Regions from separate parts of the Homo sapiens genome. Here region 1 is linked to region 2. The links are chromatin loops, found by intact Hi-C in ENCODE. Cell type or tissue: HCT116. All regions are shown on one strand. Links, peaks and the distances in the headings refer to the core of each region. The heading gives the core; the rest is flanking DNA.

Region 1 (8,331 bases), core at 111-8,110, 290 kb before region 2:
GAATAATTTACAGGGAAGAATAAAAGAGCGCTCCACTTTCTCCCCAGCCTCAGCCCACCACTTCCCTCTACAGAGGCAACCACCATCACTAGCTTGGAGTACATCCTGGGAGCACTTTCTCTAAACAGACACACAGATGTGTGTTATTTTTATTTTTATTTTATTTTTGAAGCTTTTAACTTCTTGTTTTTTACTGAGGTATAATTTATATACAGGAAAGCACACACATCTAAACGCACTGAGAGGCCAGGTGCAGTGGCTCACACCTGTAATCCCAGCACTTTGGGAGGCTGAGGTGGGCGGATCACTTGAAGTCAGGCGTTTGAGATCAGCCTGGTCAACATGGTGAAACCCCATCTCTACTAAAAATACAAAAATTAGCCAGGCATGGTGGCGGGTGCCTGCATTCCTGGCTACTCGGGAAGCTGAGGCAGAATAGCTTGAACCTGGGAGTTGGAGGTTGCAGTGAGCTGTGATCACGCCACTGCACTCCAGCCTGAGTGACAGAGCCAGACTCTGTCTTAAATAAATAAATAAATAAATAAATAAATAAATAAATAAATGCACTGAGAAGTGGATCTAAACATTTTATGCTCTTTCCCAGCCAGTATTCACCCCTGCGAGGTAGCCACTGGACTGGTTTCTTTTACCTCCAATTAGTTTTGCCTATTCTTCAGCTTCCTAGAAATGGAATCACACAGTATGTGCCCTTTTATGCCTGGCTTCTTTCACTCAACTTGATGTTGGGAGATTCATCCAGGTTGTTGTATGGATCAATAGTCCAGTTTTTATTTATTTTTTGTTTTTTGTCTTAAAAACAATTTTTTTGAGACGGAGTCTTGCTATGTTACCTATACTGGTCTTGAACTCCTGGGCTCAAGCGATCCTCCTGCCTTGGCCTCCCAAAGTGCTGAGATTATGGGAGTGAGCCAGCATGCCTTTTTTTTTTTTTTTTTTTTTTTTTTTTTTCTGAACCAGGGTCTCACTCTGTCACCCAGGCTGGAGTGCAGTGGTGCGATCTCGGCTCACTGCAGCCTCAATCTCCTGGGATCAAGTGATCCTTCCCCCTCAGCTTCTTGAGTAGCTGGGACTACAGGCATATGCCACTAGGCTTGGCTAATTTTTAAATTTTTTTGTAGAGATGAGGTTTCACTATGTTTCCCAGACTGGTCTCCAACTCCTGGGCTCAAGCAATCCTCCCACGTTGGTCTCCCAAAGTGTTGGGATTACAGACGTGAGCCACTGTGCCTGGCCAACAGCTTGTTCTTTTTATTGCCGTATAGTATTTCATTAAAGAAATATGCCACAATTTGTTTATCCATTCCTGGTTGATAGACATTTGAGTAGTCCCCCATTTGGAGCTGTTAGGAAGAGGTTGTTGTGAACATTCTTGTACGTATCTTTCAGTGCACACGTGCATTTCTTTTAGCTGTTGGCCTGTTTTTTGTTTTGTTTTTGTTTTTGTTTTTTTGAGACAGAGTCTTGCCCTGTTGCCCAGGCTGGAATGCAGCGGCACAATCTCGGCTCGCTGCAACCTCTGCTTCCCGGGGTCAAGCAATTCTCCTGCCTCAGCCTCCTGAGTAGCTGGGATTACAGGCACGCACCACCACGCCTGGTTATTTTTTGTATTTTTAGTAGAGACAGTGTTTCGCCATGTTGGCCAGGCTGGTCTTAAACTCCTGACCTCAGGAGATCTGCCTGCCTCGGCCTCCCAAAGTGTTGGGATTACAGGCATGAGCCACCACGCCCTGCCTAGCCTGTACTTCTATAACTTAGATATATCACACTAGAAGAATTGTTGTACCGCTTACAGCTTTCACTCAACTCCCTGTCTACAGCATTTCCACATCGATTTGTAAAAATCTACCTCATCTGTTTTTGTGGCTGCAGAGCGTACTTAGTGTTGGTAGAGTGTCCTGGCTGATTCCGTGTGCAGGGGCCGTAGGAACCACTGGGCGGCGCCATTCCCTGGGCCATGTGCCCCCAACTTCCCTGATGAGCAGAATCCTCTCAGGCCCTTCTTCATAACGTAGGTCCCTCAGCCCCATCCAGGTCCATAGGAATCCAGGTCTCCAGGGGAGAGCTTGGAAAACTGCATGTCTGACAAGTGTCCTGAGAAGGCTGGGAAGTGCTGTGTGTGCTGGGCTCAGAGACTTGCAGCAGAGGCCTGGATTTGAATTCCTGCGCTGCTGCTTCCTTGCTGGTGACTCGGAGCAAGTTACTTCTACTTGCCCCAGTTCCTTTCTCTGGAGGGACCGTGGAGGGGAGTGGCTAAGACAGAGTCTGGGCTCTGACGGCTTGAAGAGCTTTACCAGCTCCCCCTCCCAGCATCTGTGTGTTTTCTCTGTGCCTCAGCGATCTCATCTGCAAAATGGGGGGAACAGCAGGATCTTCCTAGAGGGCAGCTGTTAGAATTGGCTGAGGTAACAAGAAAAAGCACTGTGGCCGGGCGCGGAGGCTCATGCCTGTAATCCCAGCACTTTGGGAGGCCGTGACGGGTGGATCACCTAAGGTGAGGAGTTCAAGACCAGCCTGGACAACATGGCGGAACCCTGTCTCTACTAAAAATACAAAAAAATTAGCTGGGCGTGGTGGTGGGCGCCTGTAATCTCAGCTACCCGGGAAGCTGAGGTAGGAGAATTGCTAGAACCCTGCGGGTGGAGGTTGCACTGAGCCGAGATTGTGCCACTGCACTCCAGCCTGGGCGACAGAGTGAGACTCCGTCTCAAAAAAAAAAAAAAAAAAAAGAAAGAAAGAAAGAAAGAAAGAAAAGAAAAAAAGAAAAAGCACTGTTTGCTGAGCACTTACTATGTGCCAGATACGAGGTTAAGCATTGTCATAGTCAGTGCTCAAACACTTCATCACCCATTTCCTTTTGCTTATATATTTTTAAAAAGCCAAACTTTAATGCATTATTGATTTTGTTTACATTATGAGAGAATCATAATCTTGTGGTTAACAATTCAGAGTTACAGGTTGTATAAAATATAATACCCCTTCTTCCAAGCCCAGCTTCCTGTGAAGCCAATGTTAGCATGGTGGTATTATCCCTTCATGGTATTTTGTATGTTCTCACAACTAGAGACAAATATGCACATCTACAGTGTCTCTGTGTTTACAAAGAAAAATTGTATCTGTTATTTACAACCTGTTTTTAACCTAACAATATAGCTGTACATTCTTCTCTGTTGATATAAACATCTTTTAGAGATATTAGCTGATGCAATTAAACAAGAGAAACCAATTATAGACATCAGAATGGGTAAAGAAGTAAAACTATTCCTATTTGCAGATGATCTGATATTGTACCTGGAGAACCCCAGAAAATCAATAATAAAACAAACTCCAGCAATAAATGAATCCAGCAAAGTAGAAGGATATGAAATTAACATTAAAAATACAAGACATCTGGCCGAGCACGGTGGCTCATGCCTGTAATCTTAGCACTTTGGGAGGCTGAGACAGGTAGATCACTTGAGGTCAGGAGTTTGCGACCAGCCTGGCCAACATGGCGAAACCCCATCTCTACCAAAAATACAAAAAATTAGCCGGGCATGGCGGCAAGCGCCTGTAATCCCACCTACTTGGGAGGCTGAGGTGGGAGGATCACTTGAGCCTGGTGAGACAGAGGTTACAGTGAGCCAAGATCACGCCACTGCACTCCAGCCTGGGTGACAGAGCAAGACTCCATCTCAAAACAAAAACAAAAACAAAAAACCAATACATTTTTTTAGCCCTCACATGGCTGTTTCAGTAGTTAGCCATTTCCCTCTGACAGATGTCAATATTCTATCTTTCTTTCTTTTTGCTTTTATACCATTTCATTGTACTTGTATCTGTTCTACCATCTGGTTATTTCATTTCTCTCTGCCCACTTCTTAGAAGTGGTTTTGCCAGGTCAAAGGCCCTATACATTAAAATTTTTATCTGCTTCTGCCACATCATTTCCAAAACCACAGAGCAATTCATCCGCCTACCTAAAGGGAAGAAATCTGCTCCACCAGATGCCATCAATCTTTCCATTTATTTGCTAATCTGATGGGCAGAGGTGGGTAACTTATTGCTTTAATTTGCATGTTACCACAACCTTGCCAACATGCAGTTATCAGCCTTTAAATAATTGCCAATCTGATGGAAAAAAGGACATCTGGCTCTATGTGGCATATCACTGACTACTGTGATGAAACATCTCTGGGTGTGTGTGGTTTTTTTGTTGTTTTGAAACAGAGTCTTGCTCTGTCACCCAGACTGGAGTGCAGTAGCGAGACCTCGGCTCACTGCAATCTTGACCTCCCAGGCTCAAGCGATCCTCCCAACTCAGCCTCCCAAGTAGCTGGGACTACAGGCACGTGCCACTGAGCCTGGTTAATTTTTGTATTTTTTTGTGTTTCAGTAGCCATTTGCATTTCCTGTTTATGAGCCGGCTGTTTGTGTCCTTTATTATCTTTTTAGAGGAACTCATTTGAGCTTATCAAATCTTGCCATCCATGCTGGAAGGTTGTTATTCACATACCCATGTTGCAGATAAGGAAACTGAGGCTCAGAGAGGTGAGATCACTTGTCATAGACATGCAGCTGGTAGGTGGAAACTTGGTCTGTCTGTCTGCAAAATCCTGTGCATAAAGCACCTGCCACATCCTAGCACTGATTGCTTCCCCAGGAAAAATTGGGTTTCTCCATTACCATTTCCTCCACACAGATGCTCCAGAGGAGTCTGATTAGACGCAGAGGAACTCCCCCCATCACTCTGGGAGCAGCCCTGGGCTGGCTATAGGAAGGATGCATTTCTCAATATGAGCAGCAGGTGGCAATGTGGGACGGTGATTTCTCATCTTAATTGGGACCAGAGGCATGTGGGCAAAGCAGCCCCCGAACATTGCTGTGGGGTGCTTGAAGCATTGCAGCCTCTTTTGGCAGAACCTGCTGAAACATAAAATAAAATGCACATTCCTTTGATCCTGTACTTCCACTTCTAGGAATTTATCCTACATAAATGCTTGCACATGTCTACAGATACACAAACATATTCATTGTCACATTGCTTATAATTGCAAATGCTAGAAACAATTTAAAGTCCATCAGTAAGGGCTGATTAAATAAATTATGCATTCATCTAAAGGCCATCTATGCATCTAAAACAGAGTGGGACATACTGGTAGTGAATGAAATCTACTGTTACAAAAAAGAGCAAGCTGCAGGCAGAGGGTATACTATATCACTATATATACATACATTTTATATATATATATATATGTTTTTGCTTTTGAGACAGAGTCTTGCTCTGTTGCCCAGGTTGGAGTGCAGTGGCACGATCTTAGCTCACTGCAACCTCTGCCTCCCAGGTTCAAGCAATTCTCCTGCCTCAGCCCCCCGAGTAGCTGGGATTACAGGCACGTACCACCACCCCCGGATAATGTGTTTGTACTTTTTTAGTAGAGCTGGGGTTTCATCACATTGGCCAGGCTGGTTTTGAACTCCTGACCTCAAGTGATCTGCCTGCTTCAGCCTCCCAAAGTGCTAGGATTACCGGTGTGAGCCACCACACCCGGCCATTTTTAAAAATGTGGGAGTATGTATAGATTTTTGCCTTTGGGAAGGCCGAGAAGGGGTGGAGAGAAAATCATTTTTTACAAGATGTGGACTTGAACTCTTAGATTCTTTATTTTTCTTCTTTTTTTTCTGTATGCATACATTATTCTTCCTTCACTTTTTAAAGTATAAATATATTTTAAAAGAAAGTTAATCCTTTGAGAACCCTTAGGCCATTGAGTCTGGTGTTTCTCATACAGTAGGGAGTTGGGGGCAGGGGACAGTTAAACAGACCCCCTAGCTAAGCATAGTGCTTCTGTCTGGAACATTTATTTTACTGGATTATTTTGGGGGGCTGTTTATTTGAACATTGTTTTGGGGAAAAAGGCATTCTTATATCAAAGAATCACAGAGTCTGATGCAAAACTCTGATGCATTTCAAAGGTAAAACACAAGACTTTAAAGACATGTGTCTTCTGGGGGCCTCTCTGTACTATGCCCCCAAATCTAGAGGGCCTAGAGGGCTTTCCCAGAAAAAACTTGAGAGGTATTCAAGTCTGGGTCCTCATTTTTTGGATGAGGAGACTGAGGTCCAGAGATGGGCAGGGGCTCAGCCGAGGCTACATAGCATGGGGACTCTGGGATTTAAACCAGATACACCAATCTGGTTTAAATTGGTGGGCTGCCAATCACCGTGGGCCTGGCAGCCCTCATTCATGGCATCCGGTTATCACACCAATAAGAAATACCTCGTAATAATGGAGAGAATGTAGCAAGTAGCATTTTACAAACTTCTACCGATACCAAGTGTGTTCTGTGTGTGATCTTTCTGAATCCTCCTGACCATCCTATGAGCTAGATGGCCCTCATTTTACACATGGGGGAAACTGAGGCTCAGAGATGCAAAGTGACTTGGCCAAGGTCATCTCGTTAGAAAGGGAAGAGCTGGGATTTCAATGCTCTCTGTCTTCAAACTTTGTGCTCTGTATTTCGCAATTTATTATTGTTTCTTAATTAAAGAAGCAATTCATGAACATGTTCTCCTTGGGCTAATAATTTGCTAACATTCAGTAAGATTTGTTATTTAATAATATAGCGTTTATTAGGACTGTGTCAGTCATCTCTGTGCTTTAGATGTTAATAACGCATTTGATCTGTATATAACCCTCTGTGGTGGGTACTTTTATTATCCCAATTTACAGGCAAGAAAACTGAGATGCTGAGATGTGAGGTGACTTGTTCAAGGTCAGGCACTCTGCTACAGCACTGGGCCTCTTAACTGGGCTCCTCTGACTTTTGTTAAAAAAAAATCAAATATTTCAAAAAGGAAAATTCTCTTTTGACCACATTCCCTCTAAATCTATCCCCAGGTAACTATTGCTATCTGTTTGCTGTTATCCTTCTAGAACAGTGCTGTACATAGACAAATAATGGGAATCACATTTGTAATTTAAAATTTTCTATTAGACACACTAAAAAAGAAAAATAGAAGTGAAATCGATTTTAATAATACATTTTATTTAAGCCAATACATCTAAAATATTATTAGCATTTTAGCATTAACCAATGTTAAAATTATTGATAAGATATTTTACATTTTGTTTCTCATGCTGACTCTGGAATCCAGTGTCTCCCCTACCCTATATTAAATGTGGCTGCATTCGAGCCAGCCGCATTTCAAATGCTCCATAACTCCCTGGGGCTTGCGGCTACTCTGTTTCCCAGAACAACACTTGGCCTTTATGCAGACATTAAAATACAGCATGAGGCTGCGCACAGTGGCTCACACCTGTAATCCAGCACTTTGGGAGGCCAAGGCAGGAGAATCACTTTTGTTCAGGAGTTTGAGGCCAGCCTGGGCAATATAGACAGACCTTGTCTCTACAAAATATAATAATAATAATTAGCCAGTTGTGGTGGCTCACACCTGTAGTCTCAACTACTCAGGAAGCTGAGGTGGGAGGATCACTTGAGCCCAGGAGGTTGAGGGTGCAGTGAGCCAGACTACGCCATTGCACTCCAGCCTGAGTGACAGAGCAAGACCTTGTCTCAAAAGAAAAAAAACAACAAAATAGCAAATTGTACTGGAATCCCAAGTAGACAGCAAGCCTCTGTTTTCCCAGTGGGAAGATTTTTAAAATTTTGTCTTTTTTTGATTTTTGGGGCAACCTAAATATTGAAATAATTAGGAATGGAAGTAAATAGTTGCATTTCTCCGTATCTGTTTTGTTGAACGTCTGTAGTGAATTGTATAAATGTGCTGTAACCATTTCGAACATTTGCTTTCTTCCCACGACCACATTTCAGGAGGGGGCTTTATGCAGACTCCCCCTTTAACTACACAGCTTTGCTCATCTGCAGGGCCCCAGGTTGAGCCACCAAGCTCAGTTTTCCAGAATCTTCTCTTCCTCACTCCCATATGCACTGAATTCCTTGAATCTCTACAGTATATGATGTTTCACTGGAAATTATTTTTGGGGGGTTTGCCAGATTTTCTATTATTTTATTTTAAAAATTATTTCGCGTGGTTTAAACATTAAAAATGTAAAGTAGATTACAAACCACATACCCGATATGGGGTTAACATCCAAAATAGATAAGGAACTCATACAACTCAATACCAAAAATTCCAAATAACATCTGGGAGCGGTGGCTCACACCTGTAATCCCAACACTTTGGGAGGCCGAGTTGGGCAGATCACGAGGTCAAGAGATCGAGACCATCCTGGCCAATATGGTGAGACCCTGTCTCTACTAAAAAATACAAAAATTAGCTGGGCGTGGTGGTGCACGCCTGTAGTC
Region 2 (8,331 bases), core at 291-8,290:
CAAACTCCTGACCTCAGGTGATCCACCCACCTCGGCCTCTCAAAGTGCTGGGATTACAGACGTGAGCCACTGTACCCAGCCAGCTTTTTTAAATATTAACATCAAACAAGTATCTTGAAAACTGAAAGAGACATAATCTTTTATTTTCATAACTTGCTGTGGCCCCAAAATGAAGCACACAATGACTAACTAAAGAACTAAAGATAGTGATGTTGAGTGGACAAAAAGCTTTCCAAGGTCTCTCTCTGGAGCAGAGTAAGTGGCCAGTGCATGTCAAGAGAGGAAGAAAAAAACAAGTGCCATGAGTGAACCTTTTAACATGTCACTTCTTTTCCCTGTCAGGGGGTGTCTTCCAACCTTTTCTTTGTAGAACACAACTTTCCTGAACAGGAAATCCAAGAGGGCAAAAGCCATCAGAACCAGCATGAGGCTCACTTTGTGGTAGAGCTGTGCAAGTACTTCCTGTGCCAGGAATACCTGCCTTCCCAGATCACCATCCTCACTACCTATACCGGGCAGCTCTTCTGCCTGCGCAAACTGATGCCTGCCAAGACATTTGCTGGCGTCAGGGTCCATGTTGTGGACAAATACCAAGGGGAAGAGAATGACATCATCCTCCTCTCGCTAGTGCGGAGCAACCAAGAAGGCAAGGTGGGTTTTCTGCAGATATCCAACCGCATCTGTGTGGCCTTGTCCCGAGCCAAGAAGGGAATGTACTGCATCGGAAACATGCAGATGCTGGCCAAGGTGCCCCTGTGGAGCAAGATCATTCATACACTTCGAGAGAACAATCAAATAGGCCCCATGCTCCGGCTCTGCTGCCAGAACCACCCTGAAACCCACACCTTAGTATCCAAAGCTTCTGACTTCCAAAAAGTACCCGAAGGAGGCTGCAGCCTGCCCTGCGAGTTCCGCCTGGGCTGTGGGCATGTCTGCACCCGTGCCTGCCACCCTTATGACTCTTCACACAAGGAGTTCCAATGCATGAAGCCATGCCAGAAGGTCATCTGTCAGGAAGGGCACCGGTGTCCCCTTGTTTGCTTCCAGGAGTGTCAGCCTTGTCAGGTGAAGGTGCCCAAAACCATTCCTCGGTGCGGCCATGAACAAATGGTCCCTTGTTCCGTGCCTGAGTCAGATTTCTGCTGCCAGGAGCCTTGCTCCAAGTCTCTGAGATGTGGGCACAGATGCAGCCACCCATGTGGTGAGGACTGTGTGCAGCTGTGTTCAGAAATGGTCACCATAAAACTCAAGTGTGGGCACAGTCAACCGGTAAAATGTGGTCATGTGGAAGGCCTCCTGTATGGTGGTCTGCTAGTCAAGTGTACCACAAAGTGTGGCACTATCTTGGACTGCGGGCATCCTTGCCCAGGCTCCTGCCACAGCTGCTTCGAAGGGCGTTTCCATGAACGCTGTCAGCAGCCCTGCAAGCGCCTGCTTATCTGCTCACACAAGTGCCAGGAACCATGCATTGGTGAGTGCCCACCCTGCCAGCGGACCTGTCAGAACCGCTGTGTCCACAGCCAGTGCAAGAAGAAATGTGGGGAGCTGTGTAGTCCCTGCGTGGAACCCTGTGTCTGGCGCTGCCAGCACTACCAGTGCACCAAACTCTGCTCTGAGCCCTGCAACCGACCCCCATGCTATGTGCCTTGTACTAAGCTGCTAGTTTGTGGCCACCCCTGCATTGGTCTCTGTGGGGAGCCATGCCCCAAGAAATGCCGGATCTGCCACATGGATGAGGTCACCCAAATATTCTTTGGCTTTGAGGATGAGCCTGATGCCCGCTTTGTGCAGCTGGAAGACTGCAGCCACATCTTTGAGGTGCAAGCCCTAGACCGCTACATGAATGAACAGAAGGATGATGAAGTCGCCATCAGATTGAAAGTCTGCCCTATCTGCCAGGTGCCCATCCGCAAAAACCTGAGGTATGGAACTAGCATAAAACAGCGGCTAGAAGAGATTGAAATCATCAAGGAAAAGATCCAGGGCTCAGCAGGGGAAATAGCAACCAGCCAGGAACGGCTTAAGGCCCTGCTGGAGAGGAAGAGCCTCCTCCACCAGCTGCTTCCTGAAGACTTCCTGATGTTAAAGGAGAAGCTGGCCCAGAAAAATCTGTCAGTGAAGGACCTGGGTCTGGTTGAGAATTACATCAGCTTCTATGACCACCTGGCCAGCCTGTGGGATTCCCTGAAAAAGATGCATGTCTTAGAAGAGAAAAGAGTGAGGACTCGACTAGAACAGGTCCATGAGTGGCTGGCCAAGAAGCGCTTGAGCTTCACTAGCCAGGAACTAAGTGACCTCCGAAGTGAAATCCAGAGGCTCACATACCTGGTGAACCTTCTGACCCGCTACAAGATAGCAGAGAAGAAGGTGAAAGATAGCATAGCAGTAGAGGTCTATAGTGTCCAGAATATCCTTGAGAAAACATGTAAGTTCACCCAAGAGGATGAACAACTTGTGCAGGAAAAGATGGAAGCTCTGAAAGCCACCCTTCCCTGCTCTGGCCTGGGCATCTCAGAGGAAGAGCGAGTGCAGATTGTCAGTGCCATAGGTTATCCTCGTGGTCACTGGTTCAAGTGCCGCAATGGCCATATCTATGTGATTGGCGATTGTGGGGGAGCCATGGAGAGGGGCACGTGTCCTGACTGTAAGGAAGTGATTGGTGGCACAAATCATACTCTGGAAAGAAGCAACCAGCTTGCTTCTGAAATGGATGGAGCCCAGCATGCTGCCTGGTCTGACACGGCCAACAACCTGATGAACTTTGAGGAGATCCAGGGGATGATGTAGGAAGATGGTACACCACTGCCTTTTGCCCTCGCCACTGAATGACTGGGGCCAGCTCCCTAATGAAGGAACTGAAGTTTGTTTTTTATTATCATCCTTTTTAGGCTGGGCGCAGTGGCTTACGCCTGTAATCCCAGCACTTTGGGAGGCCGAGGCAGGCGGATCACGAGGTCAGGAGTTCGAGACCAGCCTGACCAACATGGCGAAACCCCGTCTCTACTAAAAATACAAAAATTAGCTGGGCGTTATGGCGGGCGCCTGTAATCCCAGCTACTTGGGAGGCTGAGGCAGAAGAATCGCTTAAACCCAGGAGGCGGAGGTTGCAGTGAGCTGAGATCATGCCATTGCACTCCAGTCTGGGCGACAGGAGCAAGACTCTGTCTCAAAAAAAAAAAAATCATTCTTTTTAGTCTTAGCACCTACTTAAGGATCCACTTTTAGGGCTCACCCACATTTGTTTCTAGATTTACCCCTGCGCTAGAGTAAGCACTTTATCTCCAGAACTGAGAGCAAAGTTAACAAATCTCACCCCTTCTCTCCTGCAAATTAGTGGACAGACTCCCTGGAACATGTTTGGGGCTTCCACCTAGGGCCACCTAGTGGTATCTCTGGGTCTTTACTTGGTCAGATGTTTATTCTACATTGTTCCCCAGGAACAGAGTATGAGCTCATTGATGCAGACCGATTCTAATTGCCAGGCCCTAATTTGCAGACTAACTCTCATAATAAACAGAGGCCCATAGTTGTTTATGAACTGCTTATCCCTTAAAGGAGCACAAGAACCCCTCCCTGCCCTCCTTGGGCACCCTGCCTCCAGGAGATGGAGGCACGTGATAAGACAAAAGACTGCACCAACTCACCCTGACACAGTTACATAGTCACTGAGAGTGGGGAAGATGGGACAGCCCACATGCTGCATAAGATGGGCCTTATGCAGCAGGCCCAGGTCGTCATTAAGGAGTGACCCCTTTCCTGTAACCTGCACTTTGGGATGGTAGAAGTTTCTTTACCTGCTGACAGGTTTGGTGGCACTGCTGGTTACCCCTGGGCCCTGAATGGAGCTAAAATCACATTTGGTACCAGCAGCACCTATCCCAAGTGTGATCCTTCATCCCAACACTCCCTCTTGGAGCTGTTCCCTGGGTAGAGCTAGCATGCCAGCAGCTTCTGCAGGCTCCAAACCCAGGCCAGAAGCCAGACCCAGGCCTGCTGCCTGCATCTGCATTCCCTCCTTCCAGTGTTCCTTAGAACAGACATTTAGGTATCTCAGGTCCTTTCTAAGTGTCCCTTTCCTATGTATGCATTTCCTTTTTTTGTCTTTACTATGCACTTTAGCTTATAAAGCCAATTAAAAACAATGATTGAGAAAATCAGTGGTCCACGTGTATCCTCAATTTTCAGAAGCAACTCAGCCAAAGACAGTGAAGACGGGCACAGGGAAGGCACTGTCTACAGTGAGGCTGTGATTTTGTTTTTGTGATACAGGATTTTTATTTAGCTGGTGAATGAATCATTTTTACCCACGGTAAAAAGAACATTTTTTCAGCCTGTACAAAAGGGTATACCTGAAGTTTCTTTCTCCAGAGGCAAACCCTGTTAACTTCCTGAGTCCTCCCAGAGAGAACTTATGCACATGCAATACACATCCCTTAGGCCAGGCATGGTGGCTCACATCTGTAATCCCAGCACTTTGGGAGGCCACATTGGGCAGATGGCCTGAGCCCAGGAGTTCAAGACCAGCCTGGGCAACAGGGCGAAACCATCTCCACAAAAAAAAAAATACAAAAATAAGCCAGGTGTTGTTGCTTGCACTTGTAGTCCTAGCTACTCCAAAGGCTGAGGTAGGAGGATCACCTGAGCCTGGGGAGGTCGAGGTTGCAGTGAGCAGTGAAGCCACTGCACTCCAGCCTGGGCAAGAGTGAGACCCTGCTTCAAAAAAAGGAAAAGGAAAAGAAAAAGTACACAGTTCTGCACTTGGCTTTTTTAGCCTAATAACCTACTTTCTGTAAAATCCAGTAAGACAGTAGTCTGAACTGTACTCCATCACACAGTTGTGCCATCATTTTCTGAATTGGACCCTCTGTTGGTGACTTAGGTGCAGCCTGAATGAATAGCTTTGAACACACTCTTTAGTATCTAGGGTATGTGCTACTGGATAACTTATAATTTTTAAGCTGGGGGTAGGGTGGTAAGTACTCCCTGAAATTATAACAAACTATACAGTTTTCCAGGTGGGGCCCCACAGCTTTCATCTCATTCTGAGTCAGAAAAGGATGAGAACCGACGTTCTTACAGGATCAAAACTGGTTTTTGGCCAGGTACAGTGGTTCAAGCCTGTAATCCCAGCACTTTGGGAGGCTGAGGTGGTGGATCACCTGAGGTCAGGAGTTCAAGACCAGCCTGGCCAACATGGTGAAACCCTGTCTCTCCTAAAAATACAAAAATTAGCCAGGCATGGTAGCGGGCACCTGTAATCACCGGTATTTGGGAGGCTGAGGCAGGAGATTCGCTTGAACCCGGGAGGTGGAGGTTGCAATGAGCCAAGATCGTGTCATTGCACTCCAGCCTGGAGGACAAGAGACTCTGGTTTTTGCAGCAAGTAACTAATTTATGGTGTCAAGGCTCCTTCTGTCCTTTTCGGGCTTCCATTTCTCCAGCAGCATTTCCACAGCACAGCAGCAAGAGGTAAGGTGAGGGTTCAAGTAGATGTTGGTTGAAAACCTGAATTCCCAGCTGTGCAACTCTGGAAAGTTAGTCTTTCCAAGCCTCTGTTTATTGGAAAATGAGGATATCACTGCCTGCCTCACAGGAGTGCAGTGAGTTGACTGGATTCTATTCAGCACACAGAATATCTGGTGCATGGTTGGCATTCATGCTAAAGTTCTCCCCTGTTGATGTTTTAGAACTAAGAGTTATCATTTAGCTATCTTCTTCAGCTATCATTTAGCTCTTAGTTCTAGAGTATCAACAGAAGAGAACTTTTCTGTTGTTGTTGTTTTTTTTTAAGAGACAGGGTCTTGTTATGTTCCCCAGGCTAGAAGAGAACTTCTACCAAGAATTTCCTCACTCCATACCCTGTTCCTCTACAAGCATAAAGATTATGCATACCAACTGTATGTGGTGATACCAAGCTAGTAGACTGTGGGCACATTTGCCATTGAGGAAGAGATAGTAATAAGATATACACTTGGATTGGTTTCTCTTTTCCCAAAAATACTTCCATTTAATATAGTCATATGAAAGCTAATCAGCAAGAAGGGAGATTGACAGACATGCTTAGGAAAATAGCTACGTACCATACCACCACACCAAAGTGTTGTTTTTTGTTTTTGTTTTTTTTTTAAACAAATGGAGAAAAGACAGACCAGCCAGGATGACTTCCCACAGGGAAGGGATTTAAGGGCTGCCCCCATGAATTTCTTCAGGCCACGACAGCTACTTCCTCCTCTTGTATCTGTAAGAAAATCAGAGTTAAGACCAGAATGAGGATGGAGAAGCTTCTTTTCCATGAAAGGTTTTTATCTCTAATCCCAAAACCTATGCCCCTCCAAAACAGCCAGTATCACCTGGATTTAGATTTAAAGTTTCCTCCTCGTCTCTGGTGGGGCAAGCCCAACTGTTTCCTTTCTTCAAAGGAAGGGCTGTGAGAGAAGATGACATGCTGAAATGAGCAAACTGTTGAACAAATGGGTGTTGTCTCACCCCCACCCTCCCCAGCTCCTACATGAAGCAGTAGCATCTCTGGGATGCATCATTTTCAGGCCCTAAGTTCTAAGCCTTTATGTGTTTCCACCTGATAACGTGTTTCTGGAAGTCAGGGCCCAATTTTAAAACAAGGTTGGAAGAGGCCCTTCTTAGGTATATACCACTACTTGGGAAGCTTAGTCTGCCCCTGCCCCAACCTTGGGCTGGGGAAAATGGTGTGGGACAACATATTCCTAAGAGCAAGCCAGGATTCTCTGGGGTTCTGCAGGATGGAACTTGAGATGAAAGAGTTATCACTCCCCTGAAGGAAAGCTCCATTTCTGAACCCAACAATGTACTATTTCACCTCCAAGGCAGGAACAGTGCTAACTGAACACCCCTCTCCTGTTCTCACCTTGGGATCCTCAGGTGGCTCTGAGAGGGGTGGGGGGTGGAGAACAGACAGGTACCCTTGAATTTACATAGTATAAAGCTATAGGTGTGCAAAAACTGGAAATGGGGAAGGAGGCAGAAGACTCATAGCTTCCATTAGAATACCAAGGGCTCGCCGGGCACGGTGGCTCAAGCCTGTAATCCCAGCACTTTGGGAGGCTGAGGCGGGTGGATCAGGAGGTCAAGAGATCGAGACCATCCTGGCAAACATGGTGAAACCCCATCTCTACTAAAAATACAAAAATTAGTTGGGCATGGTGGCGTGCGCCTATAGTCCCAGCTTCTTGGGAGACTGAGGCAGGAGAATTGCTTGAACCCAGGAGGTGGAGCTTGCAGTGAGCTAAGATGCACCACTGCACTCCACCCTGGGCGACAGAGCGAGACTCCGTCTCAAAAAAAAAAAAAAAAAAAAAAAGAATACCAAGGGCTCCATGATGACTTAAAATCCTACCCAGCTCGATACTGTTTCAGGGCCTTCTTGCTTGTGTTGGTGAGTTCTTCATCAAATACAGATTTCTTCCCCTGCTTTTGCTTCTTGGCTGTGCACAGAGAGAATGGGTTACATATGGTTGTCTTTGGCCCAAGCTCCTAAATCCCCTTAAGTTCAAGGTAATGATTCCAAGTTCAGTGGATACTCTGGCATCCAAAGACTATTTTCATTCTGTCCTCACCAGCTCCTCCAAGTAGCAGCTGGTGAGGCCTTAGGCTCCGGAGTCAGAAAAGCTGGCGTTCAAATCCTAGTTCTCAACAACCACAAGGTCACTGCGCCCCTTAGACCGTGGAGGGATAGCTGTACACATTGGTACATACTAATTACTCAAATAATGTGGGCTACTGTCATCATCCCTCAGATTTTCTCCCTGACCCAAAGCACAGGTTTCAGGGAAAACCTTGTACAAGCTCCTTTGGGCTCCCCATTCACCTACCAGGACCTCTCACTGGCTCCTCCTCGGGCATTGCTCGGGCCCGCTTGGCTCTGCGATTCCTCTTCGCTAGCCGTTCAGCAAACATCTGCGCCTTGAGGATTTCAAACTGAGACCTTTCCTCTGCCTAGGGGGAGTGGGGAGGTGTGAGTGTGGAACACACCAGGCCACTCTGACCCACCCCACCGAGTGGGCCCAAACTCCAAAAGGGAGGCCACTCACTGTCATCTCCCCCTTTTTTTTGGCATCCTTCATAAACTTCTTCCTTTTCTTCTTTCCTCTTAAGGCCAAGTCAAATTCCTGCAGAGCTTTGGCAACTGGGATGAGAAGAAAGCATAAGATTTCAGGGATGATTTTATCTTTTTTTAAGCTTACGATAAGAAGTGCACGTTTTCAATTGGTAAGTTAGCAGATTAAAATGAAAAGCGGCAAGCACTTCTTGGCCGAGTGCAGTAGCTCGTGCCTGTAGTCTCAGCACTTTGGGAGG

What was found. A loop is a pair of places that touch in the nucleus more often than their neighbours do. Peaks named below come from ENCODE experiments on the same cell type or tissue, not always from the same donor. Only the 100,000 strongest peaks of a DNase experiment are listed, where the experiment ranks them.
Region 1: it touches region 2 in a loop (5-fold over the local background); 7 of 110 quality-filtered maps call a loop at or near these places.

Annotation. Positions count from the first base shown.
Region 1 is chr20:49,530,895-49,539,225 of GRCh38, reverse strand. The region is part of intron 5 of PTGIS (prostaglandin I2 synthase); the gene reads left to right. Among named protein-coding and RNA genes, the nearest start is that of PTGIS, 33 kb to the left of the region's middle. In HCT116, for the core only: CTCF peaks have their summits at 1,948 (motif pointing right) and 4,803 (motif pointing right); a DNase peak (open chromatin) is centred at 4,825; H3K27me3 peaks cover 317 bases.
Region 2 is chr20:49,241,723-49,250,053 of GRCh38, reverse strand. DDX27 (DEAD-box helicase 27) reads right to left here. Exons shown (of 21, transcript NM_017895.8): 17 at 8,067-8,161; 18 at 7,848-7,971; 19 at 7,373-7,460; 20 at 6,351-6,425; 21 at 5,981-6,238. The coding sequence ends at 6,220. It overlaps ZNFX1 (zinc finger NFX1-type containing 1), which reads left to right. Exons shown (of 14, transcript NM_021035.3): 14 at 343-4,154. The coding sequence ends at 2,787. Among named protein-coding and RNA genes, the nearest start is that of DDX27, 26 kb to the right of the region's middle. In HCT116, for the core only: a CTCF peak has its summit at 3,398 (motif pointing left); a DNase peak (open chromatin) is centred at 3,373.